Regions from separate parts of the Homo sapiens genome. Here region 2 is linked to region 1. Evidence: chromatin loops called from intact Hi-C (ENCODE). Cell type or tissue: endothelial cell of umbilical vein. All regions are shown on one strand. Each heading gives the region's core, and the rest is flanking DNA. Links, peaks and the distances in the headings are about the cores only. Region 1 overlaps ARID1B (AT-rich interaction domain 1B). Region 2 overlaps ARID1B (AT-rich interaction domain 1B).

What was found. A loop is a pair of places that touch in the nucleus more often than their neighbours do. Peaks named below come from ENCODE experiments on the same cell type or tissue, not always from the same donor. Only the 100,000 strongest peaks of a DNase experiment are listed, where the experiment ranks them.
Region 2: it touches region 1 in a loop (2.7-fold over the local background); 6 of 110 quality-filtered maps call a loop at or near these places.

Annotation. Positions count from the first base shown.
Region 1 is chr6:157,027,564-157,044,594 of GRCh38, reverse strand. All of the region lies in intron 4 of ARID1B (AT-rich interaction domain 1B), which reads right to left. Among named protein-coding and RNA genes, the nearest start is that of MIR4466, 260 kb to the right of the region's middle. In endothelial cell of umbilical vein, for the core only: a CTCF peak has its summit at 9,959; DNase peaks (open chromatin) are centred at 9,954 and 10,944; H3K4me3 peaks cover 401 bases; H3K27ac peaks cover 1,002 bases.
Region 2 is chr6:157,079,827-157,096,857 of GRCh38, reverse strand. It overlaps ARID1B (AT-rich interaction domain 1B), which reads right to left. Exons shown (of 20, transcript NM_001374828.1): 5 at 11,953-12,196. Among named protein-coding and RNA genes, the nearest start is that of TMEM242, 240 kb to the left of the region's middle. RefSeq lists an enhancer at 15,296-15,797. In endothelial cell of umbilical vein, for the core only: no CTCF peak of the experiment used is centred there; DNase peaks (open chromatin) are centred at 3,957, 7,797 and 8,697; H3K27ac peaks cover 4,351 bases.

The DNA.
Region 1 (17,031 bases), core at 4,993-12,992:
CTCTAAGTTAGATGGATCAGAAAAGGAAGCTACAAGTGAACCTCCCGCTTTTTCCCAAAGGTCATTATTTGGTTCTTGAGCCAGGAGGCCCATTCAGACATGGGTTGCCATTGTATTTTTTTCTGTTTCCTCCTTAGCCAGTATGATAAATCCTATAGTTAACGACTGCATCATTTTGTTTTTATATGAGGGAAGTGAAATACAGATACTTTCATAATGATCAGATGTCAAAAGACAGAAAGCAGCTCAAATTTAAGTCACTGCCAAATATGATCCTCAGGCTACACATTTTCCACAGTTGAAAATACCTTATTTTAAAAAGATAAAATAAAATTTTCCACTTTTATTCTATTTGAAATTATATTTACGGGTGACTAATCCTTTTGTTATTTATAATTTCCTTAGGTCAAACTGGAATCCATTCCATTTTGTAGAATACAATAAATAGATTCAATTAAGACAATTAAACAACAGAAAAGCATACAATTATATCCAAACTTTGCATCTCTTCTTGGATTTTTCTCTGACATAAGATCATTCCAAATGTTGTGTCCAGAATGTAAGATCCGTGGAAGCAAGGACTTATTATTCTTACCACTGCATCCCTGGTACTTGACAAATAACACGTATATCCCATAGATATTTGTTTGAATGGAAAGCAGTGGAAAGAAGTAGAGTGATATGAATGAATACAACTGCAGAACCTGATTAATGAACATATTTAAGATAAGCCAGGTTAAAAGGAACCAACTAGTTTTTGATGCCAGCCATACCCACTCAATAGCTTCAACAAACATTAACAATGAATATATCTTCCTTAAGGTGGGCATTACAGAGCTTAAATAGGAAATGCCAAGCTCACATATTAGCCCAGATAACAGGAGAATCGGCAAGGAAATCCCAGAATACAGAAGAACACAGTAGTGATATGTTAATATCACACATTTTATGCTCTTAGCAGTGACAATTGTTAACACTATCAGTAAAACTCTTAATCATCAGTACTTATGCACTGTTTACCATGTGAAAGTCAATATGGATATAAAAAGATGAAAAAAATGGATTCTCTAAGCTTACCATATTATGGGGGAAAATGCCACGTAATAGAATTGGGCTAGGCCATATCACGCTGTCTCCCAAATACAAAAGAACACCAAAACAAGTTGGCAGATGAGAAATTCCAAATGAGTCCTAAAGGCAGTGAGAACTGTTGAGCTCTGAGGATGGTGCTCAGAAGGCGCCCATGCCGAGACAAATCATAGAAGAGAGAGGTTAGAATGGAGCCTGGAGGGAAAGCAGGATTTTGAAATGCAGCAAGAGGAAGGGTAAGCATTTCAGGGGAAAGGCAAGGTGGAGACTAGGCTGGAGGGAAGCTAAGGGCAGCAAAGGGCATGGGATATTTAAGGGACTCTGTTAGTTGGGGGTTGGAAGACCAGTTTGAACGCTGATGTTATTTTTCTCTAAGATATCTAATCAACCAAAATACAGGTAAAAAGTAATACAAGTGTAGGATTTACTTTAACATCTTATGTTCAGATACTTTAGCTTAGACCTTTCTCTTTTATAGTAATAAATTTTAGGTGCCTAAAACAAATATTAAAAATTATCACCAAAGAGGATTAAAGTTAAGTGTAGCCTTTGTGCGGTGGCTCATGCCTGTAATCCCAGCACTTTGGGAGGCTGAGGCGGGCAGATCACTTGAGGTCAGGAGTTTGAGACCAGCCTGGCCAACATGGTAAAAACCCATCTCTACTAAAAATACAAAAAACTTAGCTGGGCGTTGTGGCACAGGTCTGTATTCCCAGCTACTTGGGAGGCTGAGGCAGGAGAATCACTTGAACCTGGGAAGTGGAGGCTGCAGTGAGTGGAGATCACGCCACTGTACTCCAGCCTGGGTGACACAGTGAGACTCTGTCTCAAAAAAAAAAAAAAAAAGGAGTGGAGGGCTCCTGTGATCTTGTGGGACCCAATGATAGCATAAATTGCATCATTTTTCTTTTTCTCATTCTTTTTTAGAGTAATACAATATGCTTCCCCTTGATTATCCTTGTAATTCATTTTAAACTGACCTCTCCACATGTATTTTTAATAGTTTATATCAAATATTATAAAAAGAGTCATAAAATTCAGAGTTTTCTTCCCAAAGAACATGTCAGCCAAAACACCCTATCAAAATATTTTTGATTTTGTGGAATTCTGATGTCCATTTAGCCCGGAAGACAGGTATAGCAAATGAATACACTGGTAATACATATTTCTGTCCCTCCATCTTTCAAAGGGAAAAGTCTTTAAAAATTATTTTGAGAATCAAATTACGTTATTGTCAAATAGGCAAGCCCTAAGAATTTACCCCAGGAAATACACTGTATTGAACAAGAGATACATGTTTTCATCTTTGTCATGGCTTTATGCATATTCATTCATTCGGCAGGATATTTAAGAATACACCCTGGAGGAGGAGGGGAAGGTGTAACGTGGGGTATTAGCGGCTTATGTAGCAGAGAGGAGAATCGAACACATTACTGCCTGTCTGTGAAGAGGAAGACGAGTCTGAGAAATCGAGGCCAGACCTGTAGGAGGTGAATCAACAAAACGCTGCTGAGGAAGCCACAGGAAGAGAGTGTGCCAAGGAAGAAGTCCATTAGGTCAAATGCGCAAGGAGGCAGGCACAGGGCAAGTAGTGAACTGCTCTGCTAGATCTGGGTGTGTCGTTGGGGACCTTAGTAAGAGGAGTTGAGTGGGGCAGTGGTGATGGTGGCTAAGAAGATGGGGAGTAAAGACTGAGAGGCGGGTACAGGGTACACCCTATCAGTTCCATCAGTGATCAGGACATTCAGAAAACAGAGAAGGTGCTGGGGCTGACACTGCTGGTGCAAATCCCAGTTCTGTTACTGATTGGTTGCGTGAACTTGAGCAAGTTCTAGACTCTGAGTTCCTGTTTCCTTACCTAACACTGGGGATAACAACAGTGTCCACGTCTCATATGAGAGTGGATTAAATAAAAACGTGCTTTTTTCTAATTCTGGACTTAGCCACCTAATCAGAAGATGAAGAACATTCACAGTCATGAAATTTTGAAGTAACTTATTAGATTAGTAAGATTTCTTAAGAAATTTATTAAGAAGTTTATTAAGTTATGTTTACATGTTTTTTAATGACCCAGGGCTAATTACATACCCCTTTCTTGTTTACACCCCTTACTATAATTTTCTATACTACTATATGTAGAATCCATAAACAACAAGTCAATGTTTCAGTCTTTTCCCTATGTTTAGTAATGTAATCACATATGTACACATATAAATGTTTAGCTGATTTATCATCCCATTATCAACAGCAGCTTTAGTTAGTTCATTAATGATATACAAGGCACGGTTATCCTATAAAAAGAACCAACCCATGTTGGTGGCTGCTGGGACTTCTGATTTATTTTTCTATAGAATTATAAACTTTATAATATATTCAAATCATGATCAAAGCTGAAAATAAGAATAGTGGTCTACAGTTTCAGAACTTTACTAACAAAGGCATATATTCACCCATTTTTTATTTTGAAGCACCTCTTCTATTCACCTCAAATTCTTGTTTATAAGTAGATATAATTTAAAAATAATTATCTTAATTAGACCTGTATAGAAACAAACTCAAGAAAATAAAAGTTACTTAAATTCAGAGGAAAAAACTAAAACCACGGGAAAACAGCGGAAGTGCTTATTGTCTACTATACTGTGAAACAGCTTCAGCATTTCAAATTCTAAGTTACCTTTAAATGAGATAAGCCTAACAAAACAATGAATCTCTATTTGTGCAAAATTAAGATGTAAGAAGTAGAACATAGATATTTGCCATTTGACTAGAGTAAAAAGTTACTCTCAGATCAACCTTGCTAGTCATGATAGTTTTGCGAGACTGCACACTTGTTTCCCTGGGTTGTAGTTTCGCCACATGTACATACAAAAATAAGTTGTTTTCATTTCTGGGTCCCAGTGTATTTAACTCATTTTCCAGTAAGACTGACAAATTTGTGCTAAGTCAATATTAAGCTTGTAAATTTAATTTCGCTTAAGAGAAGGCAAAGCATACAAGTATAAAGAATTAGTAGGAAAAAAAGTACAGAAAGATAAAGGATCATTAAAGATCATCACTAAAAGGAGCGGCGACATACACAGGACACACACTCCAGCAGGCTCAGAAATGTTCTGTGCATTTGCCAAGAGGGTGCCATGTGTTACCACAGTGACTTAGACACTTGAGTTACCTTTCCCAGTGCTTACAAAAACAGGAAGAAACACCAATTGTGAATGCGTTTAAAAACCTAACGCTGAATACCTAGACCTTTATGAAATAAGGTAATTCTGGCCGAGCACAGTGGCTTGCGCCTGTAATCCCAGCACTTTGGGAGGCCGAGGCGGGCAGATCACAAGGTCAAGAGATCGAGACCATCCTGGCCAACATGGTGAAACCCCGTCTCTACTAAGAATTCAAAAATTAGTGGCACGCGCCTGTAGTCCCAGCTACTCAGGAGGCTGAGGCAGGAGAATTGCTTGAACCTGGAAGGCAGAGGTTGCAGTGAGCTGAAATCGCACCACTGAACTCTAGCCTGGCGACAAAGCGAGACTCCGTCTTGGAAAGAAAAAAAAAGAAGACAGAAAAAAGAAAGAAAGAAAGAAAAGAAAGAAGGAAGGAAGGAAGGAAGGAAGGAAGGAAGGAAGAGAAAAGAAAGAGAAAGAGAGAGAAAGAGAGAGAAAGAGAGAGAAAGAAAGAGAGAAAGAGAGAAAAAGAAAGAAAGAGAAAGAAAGAAGGAAGGAAGGAAGGAAGGTAGGTAGGTAGGAAGGTAGGAAGGAAGGAAGGGAGGGAGGGAGGGAAAGAAAGAAAGGAAGGAAAGAAAGGAAAGAAAGAAGGAAGGAAGGAAGGAAGGAAGGAAGGAAGGAAGGAAGGAAGGAAGGAAAGAAGGAAGGAAGGAAGGAAGGAAGGAAGGTAGGTAGCTTTTGGAATTCAAAAATATACTTGCCGACTTCCAGATAATGAAGCAGTAAAAAGAAATGTCCCATCCTGGGTAACAAGGTGAAACCCCGTCTCTACTAAAAATACAAAAAATTAGCCGGGCGCGGTGGCGGGCGCCTGTAGTCCCAGCTACTCGGGAGGCTGAGGCAGGAGAATGGCGTGAACCCGGGAAGCGGAGCTTGCAGTGAGCCGAGATTGCGCCACTGCAGTCCGCAGTCCGGCCTGGGCGACAGAGCGAGACTCCGTCTCAAAAAAAAAAAAAAAAAAAGAAATGTCAAATTTCCCATTTTTAATTATATGTATAAACACTTCAGTATAGATCAGCAAAAGCTAAAAGCATCTATTACTGTGAAAGTCACTGGATTGTTGAAAAAAATTTTCACTGTTGTTTCAACTTATTAAATTTAAGGCTATGAGGTCAGGAGCAGTGGCTAACGCCTGTAATGCCAACACTACTCTTTGGGAGGCCAAGACCAGGGATCACTTGAGGCGAGGAGTTCAAGACCAGCCTGGGCAACATAGTTAGACCTGCATTTTTATAAAAAATTAGCCAGGCATGGTGGCACATGGCTGGCGGGAGCATCGCTTGAGCCTGGGACGTTGAGGCTGCAATGAGCCATGATCGCGCCGCTGCACTCCAGCCTGGGCAACAGAGTGAGACCCAGTCTCAAAAAAAAAAAAGTTAAGGCTACAAAAGGAACCTGTTAGGTTGGCCACAGAACAAACACGGAAGCTTCACACAGCAGGGCAGACTATGAGAGCTGCTGGCTACACTAATCTTCTATAACGTTGCTGCATACTCAGTAAGTATGAAGGATTATGAAAATGAGCTCCTAAGAACTGACCCTACAGGTCTATTAAAAATGCAATGAATATTCCACATGTATGCTGGGCATTAAATAAAAAATGAAAAATTCACAAGACAACCATATGTTAAATACTGTAAATAATACTGAATTAGGTTCTATTTAGAATAATTTCTTTTAGTAATTTTTGGCAGATACAGAAACATAAAAAATTTATTAGGGTTATAAACTTGAGTTGTATCAAGTATTTATAAAGTATTAATTTAATTTTCTTCATATATTTATGAATGTAAAATTGTGCTACATTTGTAACCTCAGAAACTTTGCTTTTGGTAGCATTACAGTGTCATCTTACCTGTCATTACTGTACAACTGGTAGACTGTGCTTTTGAAATGTCAAGCATATAGGATAAAAAAATGGTAAAATATATATATGTATATATAAATAATCCAACTTGGTTTCAAGCCAAAGATGTAGCACATGGAGGAGTCACGTGAGGGTCATCACCAATACCTGGTGTTCTGTAATAGTTTCTACCAACCTTCCTATCCTCCCAAACTGACTTCCGAAGTAACTGATGGCACCTACCCTATACTTCTACACCTCTATATGAAAATGAAATCAGAGTTCTCTAATAAGTGTCTCCTAATTTACTCAAAATTTAACAAATTTAAAAATTATCACCAAATATGTACAAAAGGCAAATGCCTCCCAATTTACTCAAAATTTAACAAATTTAAAAATTATCAGGAAATATGTACAAAAGGCAAGTAATTTGATCGACAATTCAGGTCTGGAAGATTATAATTTTTAAAAATCTGTAATTCTTCCTCTTGTGTTCTCTATCTCAGGGTGACACCATATTGTCCCTGGACTCATCTTGAGCTCCTCTTTTCCTACTCTGCATACCCCAGCAGGCACCAGACCCTGCACACTGCGGTTGCCAGTCCTCTGCCCTCTGACACTGCTTCTACTATGCCAGCTCAGGCCTGTGTTCACTTTTACTGGGTCTATTCAACTGCTTTTGACTGGTCTCTGGTTAATCCGTCCTCCAAAAAGTGGCCAAAGTCATCTGTCTAAATTGCAAATCTGACCACTACCTGGCTTAAAATCTTTTAATAGCTTACCATTTTTTATAGGAGAAAGTTATCTTTAACCTCTCCAGTCTCAGATCTTGCCACACAGACAGAAACTTAACTACTTTTAGCTTCCTCAGATATTTTTCATGGTGGCTGTTCTACCCGAAAATAGCTCTCATTTCTCCTGCCCTCCTTTCTTGCCTCAGTATAACCTAAGCCCTCAAAACTCAGCCCAGGGATCCACCTCCTAGAAAGCCTTCCCATTCTCCACTCCACCCGACTCGCAGCCTCTGGCATGTTTCTTGCATGGATACAGCTACCCTGTGGGATGATTTATCTGCTTATAGGCTTAGATCTGTCAGCTGGTCATGAGGTCCTCACGGGAAGGAGCTGGGTTTTCAATCCGGTTGTAACTGGACGGTAGGGGTTCTGTCTGAAGCGGGGACGTTTAATAAATCAATGAATAACACTGGAGCTATGAACTAAATACAGCACTCTGATAACATCTTACATTTCAGTAGCCCCAAACTGGGGCAAAATTTAAGCAAATCTTGTGCTATGCCGAATTGAAATTTAAAAGTCAATTACTGCTAAACGAAACTCTTGTTTTCCTGTATTGTTTCTTTCTACACAACAAAGAAGGTAATGAAAATACTACCACAGTCTAATCTTAATCACAATAAGAGAAATCTTAAACTTGTGAAGATTTTTAAACCTCAGTGTTTTGATTATGATTAAAAAAAAAATAAGTCCCCTCTGTTGAACCTTCAAATCCACCTAGGAGGAACTGACAAAAACCTCCACAATGAACTACACCAGACTACACACCTTGAGTCCAAAGGCTGCATCCTCCGAGGCCAAGACTTCAACCTGAAATCATAAGGAAAAACATAATTTAGGCACTATCAAAAACCTCTTTGAGTCTAGCCACAGAAACCAGACACAGGCATGGCCTAGAATTGAGAGTTCTGAGAAAACTGGCATTCCATTTATGTCAGTTGTCAAGAAAGAGAGATCTGTGAGTATCTTCAAGAGCTGGGCTGAAATCCCAGTCACCGTCTGGGTTTCAGTTCTATAAGACGGCGGGAGCTCCTATCAAATGAATCCATCTGCCATCATGTGGACGTAGTGGTTGAAGTTCCTCAAAAACAATCCAGGGAGTGAGTAGAATCATCCTTCTCACCTAAATCACAACATGTTGCATATGCCTTTTGGTCTTTTACTGACAGACAGTGAGGGGAAGCTGCCCTTTGTAGAGCAATCTCACTATGCATGTGTGCTACCAGTAGATTCTTGTCCTGCTCAGATCAGAGTGGGCAGCGCTGGATCTCTGGAATGTTGCAGAGCAAGAGTTCCTGAAAGCAATACTCTGGAAAAGGCAGGCAGTGTCTAAGCAACAAGTTGTGAAATGATGGCAAAACTTCAAGACTGCCTGTCAGTCTCATGCATAGAAGACAGAGCTCATTAACATGAATTTTAAAAAGCTGCGAGGAACAAAACGTGTATTGATAATTACTGTTTTTTAAACATAATTATTCAGTGTCGTGTGTAAAGCTTTTAACTTTGACTATTGCAAAGTACCAATACACGATGGAAAAGAACAAGGAAAGAAGGCAACAGAACACATCTGAGTATTTTTAAAGAGGAAGACGGGGTGGGTGGGCAATATCAGACTGTAACAGGCTTCACTGTCAGTTTTAAACCTTTTAAAACTAGGCATGTGTGGCAGGTGTTTAAGTAGAAGGCACATAGGCCTATCTAATGTATCCTGCTATAAAACAAAATTGTATTCTTCCCTTGTGGACAGAAAATATAGAAAGGAAGGCCATGACAATAAGACTTTCATCCAGTATGAAAGTTAAAAGGGTCAAAAGAAGAAACAAGGAAGCAAATTGTCTTCTCCAACTGCTTCACTGAAAGCCAGGCTCACTGACCACCCCCTGGCACTGGCAGAGCCTGGTGCGGAAAGCAAAAGAAAGATACTACCATTAGGGATGGAGATGAGCAGCCTCGTTTTCATAGAAAACCATATGTTGCTGATACCAAATATGATTTTAGGCTAAAGACTGAAATGTTGGATCAATTATAGTAGAAAAAATCATTGTAAGTTTCACTGACAGCATTTCTGTTTACATTTTAATTTCCAAGGCTGTTAGATTTAGAAACAAGGCCTTATTATAGACTTTTCATTTAAGAAAAGGAAAAAAGATTACATGTTTGAATTTCCCAAGCCCTGACTTTCACAATGCTAGGTTACTAACCTCAACTATTTTTTAAATTAAAACCTCTAATCAACATTGGAGACTTTAAAGGAAAAACGCGAACAGGAAATATGCTGAATCTTAAATACTGTGAACATCGTATGACATTTGCTTGTGAATTACACATATAGATCATATCTGCATACCTCACCCTTGATGTGCTATTTTTAACACAAATAGAATTATTTTTAAAATATATTACAGTTTAACTTTGCAAGAAAAAATCTTCAGTGAGTTCTGCATATTTTATCATATTATAAAAAGTCAATGTAACAAGAAAATTCAATAGCAAATAGAGCTCTATTTAAAGATAAGGCTTTAATATATTTGACAACTTGAGGTGAGAGCAAATCAAAGCTTTCGTGTGAAATTTAGAACTCTCCCTGTGGCTATTTCAGCAGACAGAGACAGTGACAGACCTTGTGGGTGGGAGGAGGGAGTCAGATCCCACCAGGGCACCCTTCACCCCAGATTCTATCTCCAGGAGGGCTGGGGGAATTGTTTTGAAACTCTTAATATACCTTTAAACGAATTTAATTACAGCAACTCTACAAAAGTATTTATGTTTTGTTCAAAAGCACTATTGTTTACATATATATGTACCCTAGTTCAAGTATCCTTTACATCCTCTATTTCTGTAAGATTTTAATATCAGCAACTACAGAAAATCAGCTGATTTTAAAAACATGAGGTTATCCTCAATTTAATACAAAGGGAATATCAATGTCACACAAGGTTTTCACGCTGAGTCTAAGAGCATTTTTACCTAAGTTGGAAGGAATCCCCCTCTAGTGGGAGCAAAGGAGTATTTCAACTTTCACACTTAATTTCCAGGTAGTAGTCATTAAACTTACCGGCCGAAATCAGCTAAGCTTTTTTGTTCCTTTTGTCATAAATTTGAACAACAATAACAGAAAAGTCAATAACTATATTTCATAAGACAAAACCACCCATCATTCTTATACATAAATTAGAAGTAGATCTGTGTTAATCCGATTAAAACAAGAATATACAACTGAAAAATTTGGGAAATTCTCAATGGAAAGACTGGATACTGTACTGGGAAGACACAGCATTGATGCTAAAATACTAATTCTTTGCCTATAATCTGCATTTATCTGCTCTAATCTCAAAAAGACCATCACTCATTCATAATAAATACTGTGCAGATATTTATTAAATGCAATGTTTTGTGCCTAATGTCATAAGAAAATGAGTTTAGCTTAGGTATAAATATCTAAGTGAAATGTATTTAAGTATCCATTATACAGTCAAAAATAAATTCTAATTCATAAATGAAAAGATAAGATTATTCATTGTGTTATTTTTCTTTTTAACTTTGATGTGGGGAGACTTAAAAATTAGCAGTAAGAAAAAAAAAGTCACAGGTTTAATCAAATGTAAAATTAGGACATAATAGCCAACGTTCTCCTCCTCCACACAGACACTGTAACAAATACAGAGACAAATTTGAATACTCTGATGAGACCCATGTTTCACTTCAATGGGAGAGAGAACTTTTCAAGGGTTCCTGAAGTACAGAGGTGTGAAGGGGCAGGTTTAGGATAACAAAGTAGAAACTTCCTAAAGGCAAAGACAAGGCCCTTTCCATTAACTCACACTTATTTCAAATGTTACAATCAACATTTTATAACACAAGTGCCTAAAAGGATTCCATTTGTAGAGAACCTCTAAGAGCTCTGTGAAAGTTCAGTCTGTAAAGTTCAGCAGCAGCTAAGCCATTTACAGTCCTCACTCTCCTAAAGCACAAAAACCTTCAATTGACATCTCTTTCCCAATTACCCTACGGCCCACCTCCACCAAAAATAACACAAATCACCTTAATTTCCAATCATTCCAGTAAGAAAATTGGGAAAACAAGAATTCCTGAATTTGGAAGTAAAACTGGCCGTACTTTCCTTTCTCTTTCACTTTCAACGTCCTTTTTATGTTCACAATGTAAAGCACTCATTGAAAACAGAGTATACTAATTCTAGCAGCATTATCGTCAAAATAAAGCAATGCCAAAACTATGCTGCAATTTATTTTTTTAAATAGTTCTAAAATCAGTATCACACTGTCACAAAAAGAGGAACTAAAGTGAGAAATAATGCTCATTTATAACAATGTATAATGAACGATACTCATAATTAAAGGAATACAAATAAAGTCATATTGTACTAAAGATTAAACCTTGTAATAATTACAACATATACACAGGTTTGGGTAATTATTCAAATCACAGCCTTGCACTGCTGATGAAAATATATACTGGAATAAAATACAATTGGCAGTATCAATCAAAATGCACATGTATATGATTACGCAAGTATTAACCCCAACAATTCCACTGATCCTAAAGTATAAAAATAAATATTTAAAACGATGTTTACTGGAGTTGTTTGTAACAGTGAAAAGTGAATATAACCAAATTTTCATTGCCAAGGGAGTTTACAGTAAATTACTGTATAGTCGAACATAGAAGACTATGCTTCTGTTACAAAGACAGAGGTAAATCTATGTGTGCAGACAAGAAAAGATTTCCAGGATACTCTATTAAGTAAAAAGAATGGAAAGGGTGTGCACAGTAAGCTACCATCAGTTTTTTTTAAAAAAGGTGGGGGTGAGTCATATACTTGATGTACTTAGAATATTTTTGGAAAGAAATGGAAGAAACACATCAATCTAAGAACTTTTCCCACCAACTACATGTGCTTCTTGTTCAATTAAAAGTAATTAGTTAACAAAATAAGTCAATAATAACATTACCCATTGTTCCATGTCAATTAATAATCATGGAAATGTGAATAAACATCTTATCTTTCAAGGTAGCAAAAATTAAAAATATAGTGGTCCAGGTTTATGTGTACACCTAGGTTTCTCAACATCTATGGTGGGCCTGTAGCTAAGAATGACCCGCCCAGAAAACAATCTTCCATTACATATCAATATCCTCAAACATACTCATGCCCATTTATCCAGCAATCAAGCCGCTAGAAAGAGCTATCTTCAAGTTATAATTTGTGATCTACCATTTATATATTAAGCATGTGTACCACATTATTTAAAATAACATATTAGAAAAAAACGTACAAATATGGGAGATGGTTAAAGTATGGTATATTCACATGATAGAGCATTAATAATCATGAAAAATTCAGGTTTTAAGAGATAGTTTGTAACACGGGAAAATGCTCATAACTGTGTTAATGTAAAGAAATTAAAAACAAAAAATTTGACATTTTAAATATTTGAATGTATCCATTTGTTTTCCCCAAGCTTCTAGAGTTTGTGCCATGCTGGAAAATGTCTTCCTCACTGCAGCATTTTAAAAAATATTCATTTTGGGCCGGGCGTGGTGGCTCACACCTGTAATCCCGGCACTTTGGCAGGCCGAGGCAGGAGGATCACCTGAGGTCAGGAGTTCGAGACCAGCCTGGCCAACATGGTGAAACCCTGTCTCTACTAAAGACACAAAAATTAGCTGAGCGTGGTGGCGCATGCCGGTAGTCCCAGCTACTTGGGAGGCTGAGGCTGAGGCAGGAGAACAGCTAGAACCAGGGAGGCGGAGGTTGCCGTGAGATCGCACCATTGCACTCCATCCAGCCTGGGCAACAGAGTGAGGCACCATCTCAAAAAAAAAAAAAATTTCATTTGTTTTCTTTTAATATATTTGACTTTTTTACATTTAAATATTTGATCAAACTGTAATTTATTGTGAAATAACAAGAGGAGGGGGTGACTCCATTTTAATTTTCCATTTGAATAACTGTGATGAAGAATATTCCTTTATTTTTTCCAGTGATTATAGATATCATACCTTTACCATAATTAAACATTAAAATGATATAGATTTTGCCTCCAATTCCAGGCAAGGATGGGAAAGGCAAAATTACACAAGTGAGCTGTTCTGCCCAAAGGGGAATAAAGGTGAGGAGAGGAGGCTAGTAACAATCAACAAGAAATTGATTAAATTTCCAGTCACAATAATATTTATCTGCAAGGGTATTACCAAGAATTTAGATGCTCTTGGAAAGAATAATTTTTGCCTACATTGGTGTCCAGGGGATAAAAATACTCTCCTTACAATGTTTGCTGTATCTCCCTTGATTGGGCCAACAAGTCCAATACACCAACTACAACCTATTCCATTAATCATACTTTTACCTACATTAAGGAAAAGTAGACACTAATAAATAAACTGCTCTCCAAAACCATGTTCCAGGATTTATGACAATTTAAACTGCAGGAGAAGCATATGGGTTGCAAAGTTTTAATTTTATCAAACAAAGAAGTTGTTCCGTGTTTTTCTTTATTATTATTTTATTAACTTTTTGGGATTTTAATCCATTAAAAACATAGAACTCTTAAGAAAAAAAAAAACCAACCATAAGCCACTGCCAGCATTCCTCTTTTACTTATTAATTCTCCTCGTTCTCCTCATTAGCATGACAGACCACATGACGGCTGAAGGACATGGCTTGCTGAAATCGCTCAGTGCACCGTTAGCCAGCAGTGGAAAGAACACGCACGGTAGCCTCGTGCTGCTGAGTACAGCGGCCGTCCTCTGAATGTATTGGAAATGAACTAAAACCTTGTCTCTATACAGGGACCCAATAAATATTGGTAACAATGAAAAATACATCTATGCAATCAAAAAGCATTTGATAAACTTAGTACTCTAAGACACAATTTCAAGGCGGTGTGATGTTAACATAATTACACTTTTCACCGCAAGTGATATGCTCACATGATCTCCTCCACTAGGATGCTGGTGTGTCTTTCTATTCAAGGCTGTTAAATTTAAAACAAAGTCAGTCAGCACTGTGGTCACACCCTTATTTCCAATTATGTTCTCTAACTCAGTGAGGATACCTCCACAGAGGATTTACAAAGCAATGAGGACACCTGGTATGAACCAATCTTGAACTCTTGGTATCACTCAGAGACAGAGAGACCTTGAAGTGTGCGAAACCAGCCACTACTATGCAATGTGGTGTTATAGCCTCTTCCACCCAAGGTGGAGTCTAATTCTCTACCCCTCAATCTGGACTGGATTTATGATTTACCTGGGTCAAGAGACTGCTGCAGCAGCAATCATGCTGTGCCACTTCCAAGTCTAGGACTCAAGAGGCAATTCTTCTAATCATTCTCTTGAAACACAACCAACCACCACATGAACAAGCCCAGACTAGCTTGATGATAACACATGGTCCTGTTACCACATCGCCTTAGCCAAGAGCCAGTCAAGCCAAGAGCCCGAGAAGCAGAGCCACTTAGCAGGTCAGTAGCTGACTGAAGTAGAAGGAACAAGCCCAGTACAAACCAGAACCACCCAGCTGAGCCCAGCCCAAATCGTCAAACTGTAGAATCATGAGCTACATAAATGGTGGCTGTTCTGAGCACTACTGCAAAAACTAACTGATGCACTGTACAACTTTAAATAAAGGAACTCTAGGTGCCATGGATTTACAGGCAGAGTTCCAGGCAAGAACACCATGACACTAAAGGAAGTTCTGAAAGCATCCACGCAGCCAATTGCTTCTTTCATCTCCACTCCCTCCTTAAAACCTTCGAAGTCTTCCAAGACCGTAAAATTAAGCCGAGCTGCTTACCATGGTCCACAAGAAGCTAAACCACGTGGCTCCCGCCTGCCTTGCAGGTCCTCGGTCCTGCCACCCGCTGCTCTTCACAATGTTCCCGCTGCACTGGCTTGCCTTCTGTTCCTCCAAATGGCCACTGTTCACCTGAGGGCCTTTGCACTGGCTGCTCCCTCCTCCTGAATTACTGTGCTACCAGATCATCCCATGGCCAGTCCTGTCGTACCAATCACTCCTCAAGAGAATCCCTCTCCTTCTTTTGTATAATCACCTGAGATTTTCTTGTTTATTCATTTGTGTATCACCTTTCTCCCTTTACTGAAATGTCAACTTCACAAGAGCAGGCTAGCTCATTCACTGTTGCATGTCTCTTACCTGGAAGAGTGCCAGACACAGAGTAGGAGCTCACTAAATATTTGTTGAATAAATGTATATGAATGAATGCGCTAAAGACTATAACAAAACAATAAAAATATAAATACATGTGTATGAACCCAAATTTGACACAGCTCATTATGACACAGGTGGGGATATAACAAGGTTTAAAATATGCTCTACCTAATATAACTATATAAGTAGAAGTCATATGTGTGGTTGGTGATACATGCTTGCATGCATTACACATGACTGTTACTAAAAATCAAACCAAAAACCAATTTTGCTATATTGAATACATATATATGCATTTGATGCATTTGTCTCTCTAGCCAAGAGTAGACCTTAAATTCCTTAAAAAGGATTAGTTCTTATAAACTGATGGCAATAAAATGAGTATGTATGTTGCTCAAAGATAGATCTTTTCTATCCATCCTGAGTTAAGAGGTAATGACTTCTAGACTTGAATCATACCAATAAATAACTCCAGTTAGACTACAGTAAATATTTTATAAAAATACATACAGTTCGCAATCCTTCCAAACAATTTTAAAAAGTAATTTTGAGCTTTCCAATTTAGGTTGGCTGACCACAACACAGTGGATGGTAAGAATATCTGCCTATGCTACAGGGCATGATTGTAAAGGAGACTGACAGGCCCAAATTCTACAGAAGAATAGCGGCACTCAGAAGGCTTATGTGGTCACAGTACCATACCTTTTCCATAAATAATTTTCTTGAGACAGTGGAATAGTGTAACCCTGTCAGTTACATGATGACATTATTTGTAGATTTGGGGGCATTAAGAACACTATACCTAAGGAAATCACATGTATCAAAGTTCATCATTTCCATACTTCCAGCGTTTATCAAAAAACATGGCTATGAGATCATGAACAATATAGACCAAAATATAGTTATCTATTCATTATTTCATTTGGCCTTTCCAATGCAACACATGTGTATGTATCAAACATTTTGAAAACAGGTAGTACTTTCAATAAAAGCAATGCTTTCCCTTTAGATCTTTATGTAAACTGTATCTTATTAAATTAGAAAACACTAATACTTATTCATTACATTATTATTTCTACATGATTGATTTTTCTGTATAATTCAAATTAATAACTATTTCTTCTTAACACTTTCTATACTTATTCCTAAATTCTAGAAAGTTTGATGAAGGAAAATAAAAATGATGGGTGTCCAGGCAGTGAGGGACTGTTAAAAAACATATGAGCACTAAGTAAGTGGTAGTTAATAAACTTTACAAAAAGTGAGATAATGTTTAGTCATATTCTAAATATTTATCTTGCATTATGTGATATAATTTGGTCATAATTCAATGCCATTTTATTTAAGCAATACTTCCCAATTTACCCAACCATTTACACACACACACACATACACACACAGTTTATGAAGCCAATGTCTTATGCTACAGCTTGGTAAGTTTAGATTCTCCAAAAATGTAATAAATAAACTCTTTTCCTAATTTTGACATTTCATAAAAAGGAAAATCTTACATTTAAAAAATACCTGGATAAATCAACGGAAGTACTAAAAGATAAAAATTGTGGCTAAGGTACTATTTGATCATACTTAAATCCCTCTCCCAGTCCCACCCTGCCATTGAAGTTAGAAAAGGAAGCTGAAAGTTGTTACAAAGTCACTATGTAGAAGACATATTGTGGACACACAGGCTATGGCCATCCCCAAGATAGAGGCATGTAAAACTTAATTATGGTATCAAAGAAAATGAGGTGCAATAAAGATGACTTTATTGATTAGGTGAGAATGAAAAGGTGTTTTAAAAACAAATACATTTTTAGATCAGCAAATGAAACTTCTATTACAGCCAGCAAATGGCTGTTCATACATCTCGATTGTGTGTCACTGGTTTTC
Region 2 (17,031 bases), core at 3,073-11,072, 54 kb before region 1:
AGAGATATAGAGTTGCACAATGAAACCCGGATTAATCAATAACCAGACTCCTTTTTAACAGTGCTGGGCTTGTGAGGTTGCTGGGGGGAGAGCAGACCTCTCCAGCACGAGGCTAGAACTGGGAGGTCCAGGCGGGTGGCAGTGGGCACCCTCAGGGACCCCGCAGCTCAGGAGTAAACTCTGCCAGAGGCAGTGCCAGCCTGGGCACGGCTAAGCTCTCCATGCTGAGTGCCAGGGGACAAGGAGGGCTGTGCAGGCCACAGAGCCTCTGACTGTGGCAATGTGGAGAGGAAGGTTCTCGAGCACGACCTCAAGTACTCTCCATTACTTCTTTCAGATTGGACTAAATATTCGGCAAGCACACTTGTGAAAGGTATCTGTCACAGTGGAGTCGCTTTCAGGAGGGAGGGGAAAAGAATGATCCCATGGAGGGTGAAATGCAAAGGCAGAAAGATGGCTCCAAGCCCACAGGAGAAAGGTTATAAGTCACCAATTTCAGAACTCTCTCCTTTTGAATTCCCATTTTTCTAAGAGAACTGTGAGTTCTTTAATTTGGCCCATGTTTACTGAATAGCGCTACTTGCCAGGCACTGTTCTTGGCACTGGGGACAAAAAGAAGAAAGAGGCTCTCAGCCCGCCAGGGGCTCAGGCAGCTGGGGCAGCCCTGAGGGAGAGCTGAACTCCGGGGCTGCAGGGGTCAGCAAGGACTTCGTGAAGGGAAAGATCCTTTAGCGGGGTCTTGAAGGGTAAGGAGGAGTTTGCTGGGCTGCATGAAGAGTGGGATGGATGTTCCAGGCAGAAAGGATAAATCACATTATTCTTTAATGCAGCTCTAGGGACAAAGATCTGACGCAAAGTCATGGTCAGTGGTATAGAGACAGGGAATTCTCAACTAGTTCCTCCGTCGGCTTCTAAGAAAAGGCACTGAGGCCACATGAAAAACGAACAAGCAGCAAAAATATATCCACTGAGGCTCGCTTCTCTTAAAATGTGATACTTTTTTTTGCCTTTTTTCAAGTAGAATTAAAATAACATGATTCTTGGATTTCATGTGAAATGAACTTCAGGTAACAATTGTGGAAATGAGGAAGTCTGCTGCTAACTGAACTGGACTTGAGAATACAACAGTATTTTTGCACAAGAATTTTTTCTGTGACATTACTTTCAACTGAACCAAATCTAGTTCTAGAAAGATCAGGGGAAAAAACCTCAGCACTATGCCGCCCTTAACACATGAGCTAATCATCCCTCAACTTTCCTGTGAGAAATGTATGTGCTCCTAACTGGGAAGACAGGCCTCCTTCTCAGGCACGCCCATGGAGCACTGGGGAAGTGCTAAGTTGTCTTGGACACGGGTGCTCTCTTCCATATTCTAGAAACATTTCTTCTTGCATTTCTTTTTCACAGTCTCTACCTTTTTGGGTACCCCAGGGTTTCCTCAGAATTCTTCTCTCAGTGATTCTCAGCCTTGGCTGTGCATAATAACCACCTGGAGAGCTTTAAGAAAGTACTGACGGAATACCCCGTGTCAGACCGATTAGCTCAGCATCTCCAGGGCTGGGCCAGCACCGGTCCTTTCCCAGGCATGTTGTGTGGCGAGTGCTGAGGAGCACTGACCTTCACTCACTCCCTAGGCCAGTACTTCCCAGACCAGCAGCTTCAGCAGAACTAGAAATTATTGGAAATGCAAACTCTCGGGCTCCACCCCACAACTACTGAATCACAAGCCCTCCAAGTGATGCTGAGGCAGGCTGGGTGCCCAGGGGACCTCATCCTGAACCCTAAAGCCTCACACACTCATTTTTCCCACCAAAATACTGCCTGAGTCCAGATCTTATCCAACCTCCTATTCAAAACCTCCCTTAGGATGCCCAGTAGGAACCTCAAATACAGTATGTTTAAAACCAAACTCTCGATTCCCCTTCAAAAACGTGTTCCTCTGTCTTCTGTACAGAACCATCATTTACCAATTCCTTCGGCCAAACTCCTTCTGCCACTACTCCCGCTATGTGCACATCCAAGCGGCCATCAACACTCCGCGTGGTTACTGCAGGAGCCTCCGATGTCTCTGCTCCCACCTTCCCCTACAGTATACTGTCCACTTAGCAGCCACAGTGAGCCTCCTAAAACCTAAACAGGATTATGCTATTTCCTGCCTTCCCAACCTTCCAGAGGGATCACATCACACTTAAACTCCTAAATCGGCCAGGCGCGGTGGCTCACGCCTGTAATCCTAGCACTTTGGGAGGCCAACATGGGCAGATTTCGAGAGGTCAGGAGTTCGAGACCAGCCTGGCCAACATGGCGAAACCCCATCTCTACTAAAAATATAAAAATTAGCCAAGCGTGGTGACATGTGCCTATAGTCCCAGCTACTCGGGAGGCTGAGGTAGGAGAATTGCTTGAACCTGGGAGGTAGAGGTTGTAGTGAGTGGAGATCGTGCCACTGTACTCTAGCCTGGAAGACAGAGTGAGACTCCTTCTCAAAAAGAAGTAATAAAAAAACCTCCTAAATCATAATCATAACCTACAAAGTCGTTAGCTCCTCTCTCACCTAACTGCCCACACATTCTGCTCCATTGCCCGTGACCACTATGCTGTGGCTACACTGATTTCCTGGTGTTCGCCGCCCAACACACTAAGCACAATACTAACTCAGGGCCTTTGAGTTTGCTCCGTTCTCTGCCTGGATCTCCTTTCCCAGATGCTCACATGGCTTGCCCCTGCCCTTCTTTCACTTCTCTTGTTCAAATATCAGCTTCTAAGAGAGACACCTGCCCTAACTAGCCACTGCTATCTAAAGAAGTAACCTGATTTTTTTCCTTGACTACCTGACAATAAAGTATGTAGTTATTTATGTATTTCCTGTCTTTCCCACTAGACTTTAAGTTTCACGAGGACAGGACCCTTTGCAGTTTATGTTCAGCGCCTTTACCCCACTTACTACGCCTGCAGCATAATACACACTCAGTGCTTTGCTGAATTAATGACAGAATAGAATGATAAAATAAGGCAGGAAGGAAACGGAACAATTAGGATAGTTGGCTTTCCACAGGATATCTCCTGGTATATCCAACACTCAAAGTGCAACATGCTACTTTTCTAAAACCATCAAATGAAGTAATATATTTGGCATCCTCAGCAAGGTCACACTCTTGGCATTCAGCTTTATGTATTTAATGCAGTTTGCAAGTACAAACTCCCATGTCACTTTCTGTTTGGAAGGGAGAATATCAACATTAACAATTCCTAGTTATATCATTTATAAACATGCAGATGTGGATTATGAAAGATTAATGCATTTTAGGATTAGTGAAGGCATTCCGTTTGTCTCATGCCGAAACCAATTCTGTTCTTCATTAGTCAATGACAACCCATATCACCCTGTTATGGAAGAGAAATCAAAGATGCAAGTGTGTGAATTGAGAATAAGTGATGAAACTGATTAGTAAGAGTCTTAACGGCTATAATCAATCAACACATCATAATAATCCTGGCTCCAGGGTTATCAGAAGACTGGGAAATAAACCTAACACTCTCTATAAAATGGTTTTGTTCCTTCCACAATTGTTACTTATTCTCTTTTAGGAAACATGGTGATATACCAGAAGTTTGTGAAATCAACTTTAGGAGCATCTTGACTCTAAGTACTATTCATTTACCCACCATTTTCCAAAATGTACTCAAGTGATTTTTGAAACTTTTTACTTCTAGGCTAAAATTAGTTCATAAAAGCTTTTGTACCCCTCCATTCTGAATCTTCATTCTCAGCGAAGGGAGAAGGCAGCGGGTCAATGCCAACAGCATTTCCACAGAGGCAGCACACGCAGAATCCAGACGCAGTGACACTCAGCTGAGCAGAGGTTCAGAGCAGGGACAGCCTACTCAGCTCAAGAGTGAAAACAAACAGAACGAGGTGTCTGAAGTGCTTCTCCAGAGAACAATGCAAAAAAATAATGGAGAAGTGGGAGTGGACCATTAGACCCACCATGAAAACACATGAGTCACTGCTGAGATTGCAGAGCAAGAAAAAGGCACATAATATTGCCTTGGTGACACAGGCTTTCTTGTATTTTCATACACAGAAGAATAGAGAAAGGGAACGGAAATTGACAGGATAATTTAAACTGAGTTGCCCAACTTTTTTTAATTAAGAGAGGAGCAAAACCAAGTGGGAATTTGTATTTTGATAAATTTCTATTGTTTTCTTATTTCTAAATGTGGGAGAAAGAAGAGGAGAAAAGGCTTAATTTGAAGTTTGCTGGAATGAAAGATTGAAAAGATTTGTGCTTTTGAAGAAAAGAATACTCATTCCCCACCCATCAGAATACCTGACTTGGGGTGTGGAGTGACCTCTGAAGGAGAAGAGTAGCTCAGAACACTGAGGCAGTTCTTCAAACGCAAAGGCCTTGGCCACCAGACAGCAATGGGGAATCTGTCCTCTAGAAACAGCGCTGAGAATATTCATGACCCATGGACTTGCTGAGTTTCCATAACCAGGATCTTGGCCTGAATTTTAAAGCTGTTATCTTAAAGTGGGAGGTTCTACATCACGCTACCAATAACTAAGCCATACAGAGATGCAACCCCGTCTCTCAAAAAGACAAAATATACAATTTGCTTTCTTAACTATTGCTAAGCAGCATTTGGAAGGGAATGGAAATAGTTTTGTATAACATCCAAATATTTTACTTTGTCAGGGAAAAAAATACTGGCTTAAGTTCTCTTTGGTTTGTAGAACTGCTGAATTGGTTTTCTGTGCTGCCACAGATTAAAAACATGGATATATCAATGGCATTTTGTGTTAATTTTTTTTTTCCTCCTCGGCTTGCCAATAAGCAGCATGCATCTTCCTTGCAACAAGCTGTTGCAGGATTTCCACCTCCAGTGAAGCCAAAAAGGAACATTCGATAGATATTTAAAAATAAGATTATTAGGTAAGATGATTATGCAGACTTTCAAATAAAAAATTTCTGTCAGTACAAGAAATGCCATTTTAGAGGGTCTACTGCTAATGTCATCACGAAACGACACTGGCTAAGAACCATTTACATATAGAAATAAACTCATGCTTTTTACCCTGAGTTTTATTAAGGCCAAATTAAAAAGTAGAAAGTTTATTTACTTAGGATGGGCTTGAGCCCTAAGAGACCTAAAACTCCAGGAGAAATGGGTTAAATGAAAGAGAGACATTGGTTTGCATCCTCCATTGTTCATCTGATAGGTACTAATCTTGACAAATTAGACCAGGAGCTATCATTTCCTCTCACTGGAATCCTTCCTGTTCACTCTGGACTATGACTAACTCCTAACTGAGATTCATCTTTCTCTTTCCCATTATAGCATCCTTCCAGATTCTGCTTGTTTGAATGTCAAATTAAGCAAGAAAATTAGTTTTTTGACCAGAATATCTTCTTGTTTGTATCTGCAGCTATATCGGCTGGTAGAGAAATCTACTTAGCTCTCACTTGCTGAAGGGTGGGACTGGGTGAGCACTCACACAGAAGAGCTCTAAATACACCCCAGTGCTGCCAAACAGTTCTTTTCCATATTTAATCCAATACGTGCCACCCTTTCTAGAACTCATGCTTTTTGTCTGAGATTTTCCTGAGGGGCACAGATTCATTATGGCTGGTTGGTATGCTGGATGCATCTCTCGCCCTCTAGGAATGGCCATGATAAAGCTGCAGAGAATTAGGCTCCACTATAAAGGAATTGGTGCTTTGTGGCGTAGGAGGACGAGCTCTGACCAAGCGATTTCTTCAGGCTCGTCACACCTGTGATCCTTTTCAAAGGACAGAGACTGAAGTTATTCACTGGGTATGAGTTCACATTAGCAGGTGCCACATGCTGTGCACTGTGGAGGGGCTCCTGGAAGAGGCTACCCCAGGCGGGAGGCGGCTACCCCAGGCAGGAGGCACACGTGCAGAGGTGATCACTGGAGTAGGGTGAAGCGCAGCTGGCTGGAGAGGGAGAAGGGGAGGGGAGGTATCAGTAGAAAAAGATGGGAGCAGTGAAGGTGGCTCCTGGAATGTGAGTGAGATTCCTCCTGACCTGTGCCTCCCGGCTTCACAGTCTCAGCTCTGAAGGCACCCTGACCCATCCCTCATGCCCAGCCAGCCAGCAGGTAGTCTGCCGAGAGGCCAGGTGGCAGGTGAGCGCCTCAAACAGCGAAGCACGAAATGTGAAAAGAAAAAGGGTTCTACTTTCATATTTGATGCAACTCTATTTTGTTTCTGTCTATGATAGCTAAGATGATGTTGCCTTTGATTAGTCTTACCTAATACCAAGCAAGAAGAACAATAGCCATGAAACAAACAGCTACTCATTATGTGCTAGCGTGAAGACCTAATTTTGTGTTTTTGACCCTAATCTATTATAATCAGTGGCCTTCTGCTGCCAGATCAAAGTGAGTTAACTCTACTTACACTGGACTTAGTACAAATACCAAATGCCTAATGCCTAAAAAAGAATGCGGAAAAATCTATTCAGGAATTTTCAGTTACTATCCTTAGATCTTCATTAATAAAACAGATGAGCTTAGTTTTATAAACAAAAGTAGCCAGGCTATGAACAGTTAACACCTGCCTGTCCATTCCTCACCCCCACGGTGAGCTCCCTCCTCTCAATATTTAAACACTGCCGCTGCTTACAGCACATGGAGGAAAAGCTGACAAAAGCCTCTGGCCAATAAAATAAAAAATTTTTAAGTTTGGCTTATTTACATTTTTGCTTTGTTAGTAAACTGGAATGGCTGGCTCTGGAGGCAAGACAAGTGAAATTAACATCCGCAGAATCTTCTGGCAACAGCGGTGCATTCAGATGCCGTGCTGAGTCAGCTTCCACCATGCATTAGGGGCAATCAGGCCCAGCGTAAGACCCAAGACCTGTTCAATACACATCCAAAACCCAGCAGCCCTCCTAACGCCAAAGTGAAAAACGCTAGGATATAACCCAAGAAGCAGTGTAAGTGCAACGTGATGGGATCATTTACTAGAATATCAGCATCATGTCTAATATCACACATTTCAGAATTAACTGTACCTGACATTACATCTACTTAATTTAAATGTATAGTATATGAATACACACTGCCAATTACAAAGATGGAGCTATTTCATTTCTGTCTCTAAATATAAATACATCAGTATGAAGAGGAGAGAGAATAGGTAAAAAACAAGAAAATTTGTGATGGCACTGGAGGGAGAGTACAGCGTTTGTGTTTCTGTTCTCAAATGCTTGTTTAGAGTCAACAAGCAGGCCTGAATTCTTTACCTTCTAACTATAGAGAGCTGCAAAGCTGGAGCCCAGGAATGTGCAAACAAAGGGAGAGAATCCATGTGGCTACCTAACATAAAAAATCTCCATTCTGCTTCTCCAAAGAATGCAGGAGGAAAAGCCCAGCTGAGTTAGGGATGTGGCGGGGCAGTGTTGTACCAGTGTATCACAGTAGTGGTTCCCATGACACTCACAATGTTTGTGATGCAGCAAGATAGGAGGGCAAATCTGCAGTGGGTGGAGGAACAGTTTAACAGGCAAGAAACAGAATCAGCCATTTGGGATGCTTTACTGGGCTTCGTTTATCTACCTCTGTGATACTTCTCATTAGCTGTCAATTACATTTACCAGGGTAGAGATGGAGAAAAATGATTGTTTTTTTTCAACAAATCCTAGGAAAGCAACATCAGGAAGAATCCCCTGCAACATTTGGCTTTACTTCATCCCAGCTATCAGCTACATAACAGCTGCACATTTTACAATGACTTGTTGGAGAGACAATGATTGAAAGAGCCAGTCTGTGAGACATGGAGAGGAGGTGATGAGATATGGCAGGAAGCAACAGGAGAGAAGAGAGGCCAAACACAAGTTGGTGCTGGGAGTAAGAGGAAGGAAGGGGACAGAAAGAAAACAAAAGACTACATATAGAAAAATAAAGGGAAATTCCTAACAGATAGCTCGACAGTTTGAGTATCACGCCTGGGAGAGCATGTCGTCTCTACATGGCATGTATGGTTCACTGGCAGACTCAGAACCAAATGAAGGTGGACTGCATATGAACTTGGGATCTGATGTATAGATACACACCATTTAAATATAAGGATTAGAGATGGGAAAAGGAGGAGGGAGATGGGCCTCATTATTCTCTAAAGGAAGGTGTATTTGCATTTAGGTGAAAGTAAATATAAAACAAAAAGCAAAGACCAACTTTATGATCATCTCCAAAATGTGGTTTTATTACCTATGACCAAGATCACACAAATATATAACATAATGCACGCTGGATAACTTAATATATTTAATACTTCTCAGAGAATAAGGATATGAATCTTAGGGAAATGATTTAAAAACTTCGAAAGGACAGGGTGCCTAGGTGGAGGGAAATGGAAATAGAAGACAATCATTTTTTTTCCCCAACAAAAACCTGTCATGAGCTTTGAGTAAATTCCATTAAAATAGCTGCATATAAAATGTTGGATGAACTGTTATCAAAAACTGACATTTGAGTGGCCCTCGGCTTAGCTGTGGGAACAAAGAGAAATGGGTAATACCTGGACTCAAGCCATGGACTACTCCCCCAAGGTCTAGGACAAGGTTACTGAGGGTAACCTGGCTCCTCTGTATGAATGAGAAAATGGTGCCCCTTCCCACAAGAGGGCAGGTAGATGTCAACTCCCATTCACCACTCAGACCCTGTGCAATGAGCACCTGTTGAAGTGTTTACAGCAGCCCTGGCAGTGACCACTGGGCAGGAAGTGCTGCTCACAGTTAGCTGATGTGGCCTCCACACAGGCAAAAAGAGGGAAAATAATCCAGGATTTTATACTGCATCTATTGTTAACTTTTCTGTGTGGCAGGCAGGCGGTCTAGCATAAATGTTTGCCTATGATCTGAGAGAAGCAGGGGCTAAGTGTTCAGCTAAAATTTTCATGTGTAGAGACAACAGTAGAAATTCTGTTAATCTCTGGGGTACAGTCATTCTCTCTCGTTTTCCGGTCTTCCTCTTAACCTTCTCAGGCTCAAACTCCAAGAGGAACGTGGACTTTTTTTTTTTTTCTAGAAGAAAACTGAGCTCAACTCTGTGAAAATATATTATGCTTTCATGGCTAGCTCTAGCAGTCCTACCGAACTACCTCAGCAAACACACCAAGTCATTACTGGGAACAACATACATGTCTTCTGAATTGCACAAAAACACCACTGGATTAAGAACCAGAAGACTTGCTGCCTAAATCAACTGTACAACTCTGAACAGTAATTGTCACAGACAGTCTCAGTTTGAATAATATCCATAATGGTGAACGTAACATCGTAAGAATCAACAAGCACTGAGTGCTCCGCATGTACCTGTCTCACGTGCAGTGACACATTTAATCTTTGCATTTCCCCTATAAGGTGGGGTTATCATCTTTACAGATGCAGAAACTGAGGCACAGAGAGGCTTAGAAGCTTCTTCAAGGTTATATGGCTAGTATCAGATAATTATGAAAGTCCATCAAGTTCAAATGTTTGTAATTCCACTTGGGAGAAAGGTGAATAAATGCCAAAATTGTTTATCAGATTTTTTAAGAGGTTACTCCATGGCGAATATACTAAGAAATGTTCTATTTGTCATATTTATATAATCTAACCCCATGTAGCTTTGCATTTAGCAAAGACAGTTAAGAATTTACTTGAAGAATATGCCACCAAAAAAAAGGTGGAGCTTTTGCTGCCTAATTTCCTCCCGGTACTAAATTTCATTGAATAGCTTTACCAAGCACCATATAGAGGTCGGCTACAGAGGAGCTGACTTGGAATAGTACAGTGAAGCAATATGGTGGTAAGTGTTTCTGACACAAGTTTAAAAAACAAACTATACACTTTAAATAACGTGTCCAAGAAAGTGGAAAGCTTTCTAGGAGTTAGCAGGGAGAAATGATAGTGAGATCCTTGTGCTCTCCGTCCGCACGCATCTGCAGTCACTGCGAAGAATGGGCATCCTTTGTGATGGTGTATAACCCACTCACCAGCTTTTACCCTGTGCAAACCAACTGAACCACAGACTCTGAGGCCAGTTAAATTTGCTGAGCTACTTCCTCTGTAAAATACTATATAATGTAACACCTGATACCCAGGATCACATGCCCGAAGTGAGCTTTTCTGTTGGGTTTTATCTTCTGTATTGCATCAAATCCAAACAATGAATATACAAGTTTAGAAATCCCCATTTGGAAGGACAGACATGTGGAAAGTCTTCAGATGGTTAACTACTCATGTCAGGAATTTAAAATTTAAAAGCATTATATCTTTATACCTCAAGAAAGTTTTCATTTAGGTTTTTAGAAAAAGTCCTTTTGACTCAATTTAGAATGAAAGAGTAAGCTCTTTGAGTAACGCAATATTTTACATATAACTTTCCAACATTTAGGTAGGTGACATCTCACAAACCATCTCAACACCAAAAACTGTCTTAAAAACTCTAGACTACAGAGTATTCATAGCATTAAAAAGTTAAAAGCAGCAGATAAGTCCAGGTTATTACAAACACTATGAGGACAAACATATATCTTTGAAAGAAAGATAACATCGAAATGCTTTAATCAAAATGCACTGAGCGTATACCTATATCAAATTACAGATGAATCTTAGAAATGTAACGTTTAGTTAAAAAAAGCAAATTTTAGCCTACACTACAAGTGGGTTGACCATATTATCTGACCTGCCCAAGACCTTCTGGCTTATGCCGCTATCCTACTGTAATTGTTAATAGTAGCCCTTTGCATGCACAAAAGTGTCTCATATTGGATGATAAATTATAGTCATTCCAAATATAATACATTTCCATAAAGCTAAGAACTTAATAAAACAATATATACTCTATGAATGTTTGTAATAAAATTCTTAGAAAAAAACCCAAAAACCAAAAGAACAATATTTTAAAAAAGATTAAAAGGATATTTGAAGTGAGGAAGAGGTATAGAGCTTGGGATAAGGAAGAAATATACAGGTAGATACAATGGCATTATGATACTCTAATTCTTAAACCGGATGGTGAATTCATGAATGTTTATTTGATAGTTGATGTTTCATAATTAGTGTGCTATGTATGTTCTTTTATTTAGAGATATATATGTGTAATATTCTAAACATTCCACAATACACTTTTTTTTTTTAATATAAAAGAGGTGAAACGTTAAAAAGCACCAAAACTAACGCCCATGATTTTGGAAGGATAGAATGAATTATCTGGTTTGGTGATAAAGGAAAGCTAGTTGTACGGTAGACTTGAATGGATGAAGTCTGATATAAGAAAGCTGGATGAGGATGAAGTAACTGACAAATAAATAACCAAATAAATAACCTCGAGAACATAATAAAGGGAGAAGATAGAGGCGATGCATGACAAGTGAAATAAATGAACACAGAGTTAACCAGAACATGGGCTCCTTGTGTCCAAGAGAAGGCACGAGTTTGTATCAGTAAGAACGCCTCGACCATGCTCCACCTTGACCAGTGCCTGCATGTGATCAGACACTGATAAGTATAGACTGTAGAAATGTTTTAGAAAATAAATGCTGTGGCAAGTATTGAATAGAACCACAAAAAAATAAGGCCAATCCTCATCAACAATCTCACTTTAGTGGCACTCATCAACAGAAGCTCTGATGTAACAGAATCATTACAAAACATATGCTAAGAGGATAAATAATACCCTGTTTCTGGCATAAGTTAAGGTAAATATGCAAATTGAAATTATCAAAGTAATTGGTCATTTTATTAAAGGGGTAGTTATAATCACCTGTTGAATATCTTTAGGAACTGGGACTCTCGTATGCCTTGGTGAGAATTCAGTTATACTCTTAATATGTGGCCACTAGGTTTTAAATAGTAAAGTAATGTGAGTTACTGTTGATGAACATGAAATCTCTCTTTATCACAAAGTAAAATAATAATTGTCAGGAAAGTAAATACCTGGGATACTTGCAGGAGAGATTGGGCCAGATCGAGACTGGTTGCTTCCTACAGGAGAGCCAACAGGAGAGGGAGATGGGCCCCCCGGGATGCTGGAGAGATGAGGGGACGCATGTGGGGAGAAAGGCGACTGCGCCGGGTTGCTCTGATCCCCTTGGCTGCTCGTGGACCCGGATGCACTGACTGCTGAGCTCAAAGTTGCTTCCGTTCCCGTGGGGAGGTCATCAATGGAGCCAGACAGATCCTAAGAAAGGAAAAGATGTATTTATAGAGTGACACGTTTGGATGAATATCTCATCAAAAGACGACTTGAAAATCATAATGACGTCCCCTTCAGAGATGAAGGTTTTCTGGGTAACACCCAAAATAAAAAAGCATGGCCACTTTTTATTAGATTTTAATGAGGTCATTTGTAAGTTGAACCAATAAGATCTTGCCTCTCTCCTAAAAAATGAGTAAAGTTGTACTTCTCTTTGATAAAACCATCCCCATACAGTTTGCCCTTCAGCTGTCAGCACCGAGTCCATTAGACCTGTTCAAAATGCCACACAACACAGACAGCACTCTGCCTGGTGACTTACCATAGGAATGGAATGCTGGTTCTTAAATGATTACTTCATAAAGTAAAAAACTACAGGCTTTGAGTCCTTTTTTTCAGAATTTGACACTGGTGGACTACGTGAATTTCAAACTAGGATATTGTAATGTAATAGCAGTCACAATTTTGACCAAACTTTGTGATGAGAAAGTTTTTTTTTTTTTGGGGGGGAGGTGATGAAGTCTCACTCTTGTCGCCCAGGCTGGAGTGTAATGGCGCGATCTTGGCTCACTGCAAGCTCTGCATCCTGGGTTCAAGCGATTCTCCTGCCTCAGCCTCCCTAGTAGCTGGGATTACAGGCACCTGCCACCACACCTGGCTAATTTTTGTATTTTTAATAGAGACGGGGTTTCACCATGTTGGCCAGGCTGGTCTCGAACTCCTGACCTCAGGCAATCTGCCTGCCGCAGCCTCCCAAAGTGCTGGGATTACTGGCATGAGCCACTGTGCCTGGCCGAGAAATTCTTACAATAAAGTGCCATTAAAAGAAAATAATAATGTGTGTATTTATATATGATATTGTGAAAATAAATGTCTTTGAAGTTATGTTGGCAGAAATGGGTCCTAATGTTATATCTTACTTTTTAATACCAGTTTTTCACCGTCAATGCCATCTATATTTTATCACCATACTCTCTGAGGCAGTGATTAAAAACCCCATTGATACAGATACAAAACAATGGAAGCTCAGAGAGTCCAAGTTACTGTTGAAGGTTACGTTACTGAGGACAGACTGTAGGTGCTAAAGACGAAAAGGGGAAGATGAGAGAGGAGGAAGAAGAAACTGTCTTCTGCTCCCTCAGCAGAAGAGGACGCAGACAAAGCCTTTACTTCAGCCTGCATCACTGGTGTGCCCCCCATGGCTCCCATGGAGGCCCCCATCAGCAGGTGCTCAGTGCATCCCCGTTGCAATGACTGGACTCCCAGATCACTGACCGAGCAATGTGCCAACGAGTTCTCAAGGCTGAGTTACAGCATAAAAGATACTTGTCCTGATAACTGAAGACTACATACTATAGAATGGAGTCAGAAATATCTGGTTATGCTACTGTTTACAAAGCATATTCAATCCTAATAGATCTCCACCCTCTAAATTTTATCAATGTTAAATTTTACCTCACTGCTTGCAACTGGGACTTCTGAGAATAGGGCTTTAGAATCTGGCAGAGGAAAATGCTAAGATTCTAAGAGTAAACCTAGACCAGAAAGTACAAAAAAAAGCAAGGGAAATCAGAGCTGGTTATAGCTCTTCAGGGTTTCCTGAAACGTCACAAAGCAAACTCAGGATTAGGATCCTAGTACCCTGGATAGTTTAGTTTATCTGGTAAGCATCTGTTATAGCATATAATTAACTTCTCTTTAAAAATCATATTCTAAAGTATACCTGACAGAACCTAATCAAAAAGAGAAATGCTATAGAAAAACAAAATGTCTTCTGCTAAGAAGAATATCTTTCTAAGTAAAACAGAAAACGTCTTCATTCCACAAAATCTTCAATGTCCAATGACTGTGCTTATGGGAAACAACAGAACAGCAACAGAGCAGACTGCAAACAGCACCCCTAGAAAAAGTTCATCAAATCTCCAAAACAGAAGCCTGGAGTGATGGCACAGCCTGTGGTCCCAGCTACTCGGGAAGCTGAGGCAGGAGGAGTGCTTGAGCCCAGGAGTTCAAGGCTACAGTGAGCTACAAGTGTACCTGTGAGCAGCCACTGCACTCCAGCCTAGGTGACACGGTGAGATGCAGTTCCAGAAAAAATCCAAAATAAAATTAAGTAAATTCAATCCGATTGTTAGAATTCAAAGGTATATAAACATTTATGCTAATCCTTATGATTAGCAGAAATGTAAGGGCACGTGAGATGCATGGTTTTGTACATATTCAGCTGGTGAAACTTTATATTTAACTTGATTACTGGACTCAACAACAGAAGTCTTGACAGAGACCACAGGGGCTGCAAAGTTGAAAATATTTACTCTCTGGCCCTTAACGGAAAAAGCTTGCTGACCCCTGATTTAAAGAACCACGTGTACTCACACCATCCCTACTGCCTTTGCCTATTCCTTGGGGGAAAAACAGGAATTAGGACAGGCCTCAGCTGAAATGCACCATAACTTTACCATACATCATGACTGGTACAAGCTTTAACAGGAACAGGAACTTACTCCGTTACTACATCCCCCTGAAAAATACTGAGTGACAACTCCATATAATCTTACTCTTTTTGAAGGGATCATAAAAACCCAGGATGGGTGATAGCCTCCATATCCAGGCCCTGACAGTACCCACCACACGGCAATGACCAATAAACAAGCGGCAGTCAGAGAACAGCCATCAGGCAGGAAATAGGCTTTTCATGTTTCTCTAAAGAAAAAAAAACCTGGTAGATAACAAGATATAAAATCCCATACTATATATGAAGTTAAACGTAGAAAGGACAAATCAGATTTAATTTTTGAAAAATCATCTATTGTAGTTAAATAATTTTATGCAAATCTCTCATCATAAAATCTGAAATTTTACTTTGAAGTTCTTGTAATTCTCTGCACAGCCTACAAGTTTCATCCCCATTCTCCCTTAAAATTCCATATTATGGTTTAAAAAGTGACACGGATGGGCATTAAGAGGGCTTTACTCAGGTTGCAAAGGCATCAAAAACATTTCTGTTATTCAACAAGCTGATCAAGGAAGTATCAAGAGAAAAATATAAAAACAGTGGCTTTCTTCGTGTTCATGTGTCATCAGAATTTCAGTGCTGACTAGACCTCAGTGTAACAGAAGAGTAATAAAAAGATATAATTATTATATTACTGTTACACACTCACGCGACTTTTATATGTAAATTATACAGAAATATTCCCGCCCTGCAGATTGTTAGGGTATCTGTATGTAGAGCTATCTTAAAACATGCTAATAAAAGAAGTTCAACAGTGGTTTAAGTATTCAGCCTAGTTAACAAAGAAGCTCTGTAACTAATACTCCTCTAGAGGACAATTTAGTCAGCAGGGCACCAACTCTATTCTTCTTTTATAAGTACTATCAGATCTATGATGCCTGTAAAGAACAGAGAGACCTTACTGCATCTCATTCTACCCAAGGCACCTTCAAGCTACAGTGCTTCCATTTATCTTGCTGGAAAGCTGGCAGGTGAGGTAATTGCAGGCAGTCTCTTTTAAGGGGCTAGGAGAGTCCTCCTGCCCCATGGCATTCCATAAATCAGTCCTCTTTTTGTGATGGGGTGATTGGCAAGGCAATGACTTCATGGGCTCTCAAGCATAGTAAAATCACTATTTTGCTATCATCATGTGATTTGGTGAAATCTTGCTATTAAGTTGGGTTTTCAGTAACTGACATCACTCGGAATACTGATTACTTTCTGGCACACCAAAAATAACTTAACTTCTACTATCGATGATTAATTTTTTAAAATCCCTGCCTTCAAAAACCAAAATCATGAAGCTGTTTAGCTTTAAAACTTAATTTAAATGACAGTTCCCTGCAATGACTCTCCCTCTGTAACCATCATCCTTCCACTGTCTCTCTGCCCATGTAAAATTTTCATTCTAACCCTAGTGACAAGTACAAGAGATTTCACTGTGCTTAGAATGAAATGCCACCCAAAGCAATAACAATCTTATCAGACTTTGACAAGAGAAACATTCACAAATTAACATGCAGCATGAATATGTTCAGATTCTCTATGTTGGGGCAGGCTCAGGGAGGGCAGCGTCAGAAGGAATAAAGATGGGACATCCCACAAAGAAGATGCATGGGAAGGATTTTTTAAAATCTGCAGATAATTGAAATAGATATTAAGTATAAAGACTCTCTCATGCCTACAGATTGTACATGATCCTTCCTAAAAATATTTTACATTACTACATGACGACTTGCTACACATCAAAAGACATATTTGGTTTTGATGGTATTCAATTTAGCGTAAGTTAGCTCACCAAAGGATAAATTCAGTCAATACTGGTGGCTTTACTTTCTCAGAGAACTGGGAATAAGTCAGAAAATTTTACTCCCTTGCTTAATTAAATAAGTGGGTTTTTTAAAAAGCAAATGAAAATACTCTAAGCTATGGTTCTCAATACAATTAGCTGATGGTATTAGATCAGCCGCTCATAGAAAGCTGCCAAGCACTGCACACATTTGGGCATCTCTTGCTCAGAAGTGCCCCAGGAGAGCATGAGGATAAACACTGAATCAGAAATAGAGAAGATATTTCAATCAATGAGACCAGTTCAGGTCTCTTGTTTAAGGATTTTAATAGGATACAGTTAATGATTTCTCACTGTGACTTCCCATGGGTTTAAAGCACAGGTTAAAACGCCAGTTCAGTGGTCTTCAAAAAAAGTCTCTTAATTATCTTAAAAAGCAGAAGTAGTGTCTCTTCTCCTTTTTAGAATATTAAAATGAAATAAAACCGTGTACTTTTTCTTTTTCTTTTTCTCTCTTCAACTACACCCTCACCTTCT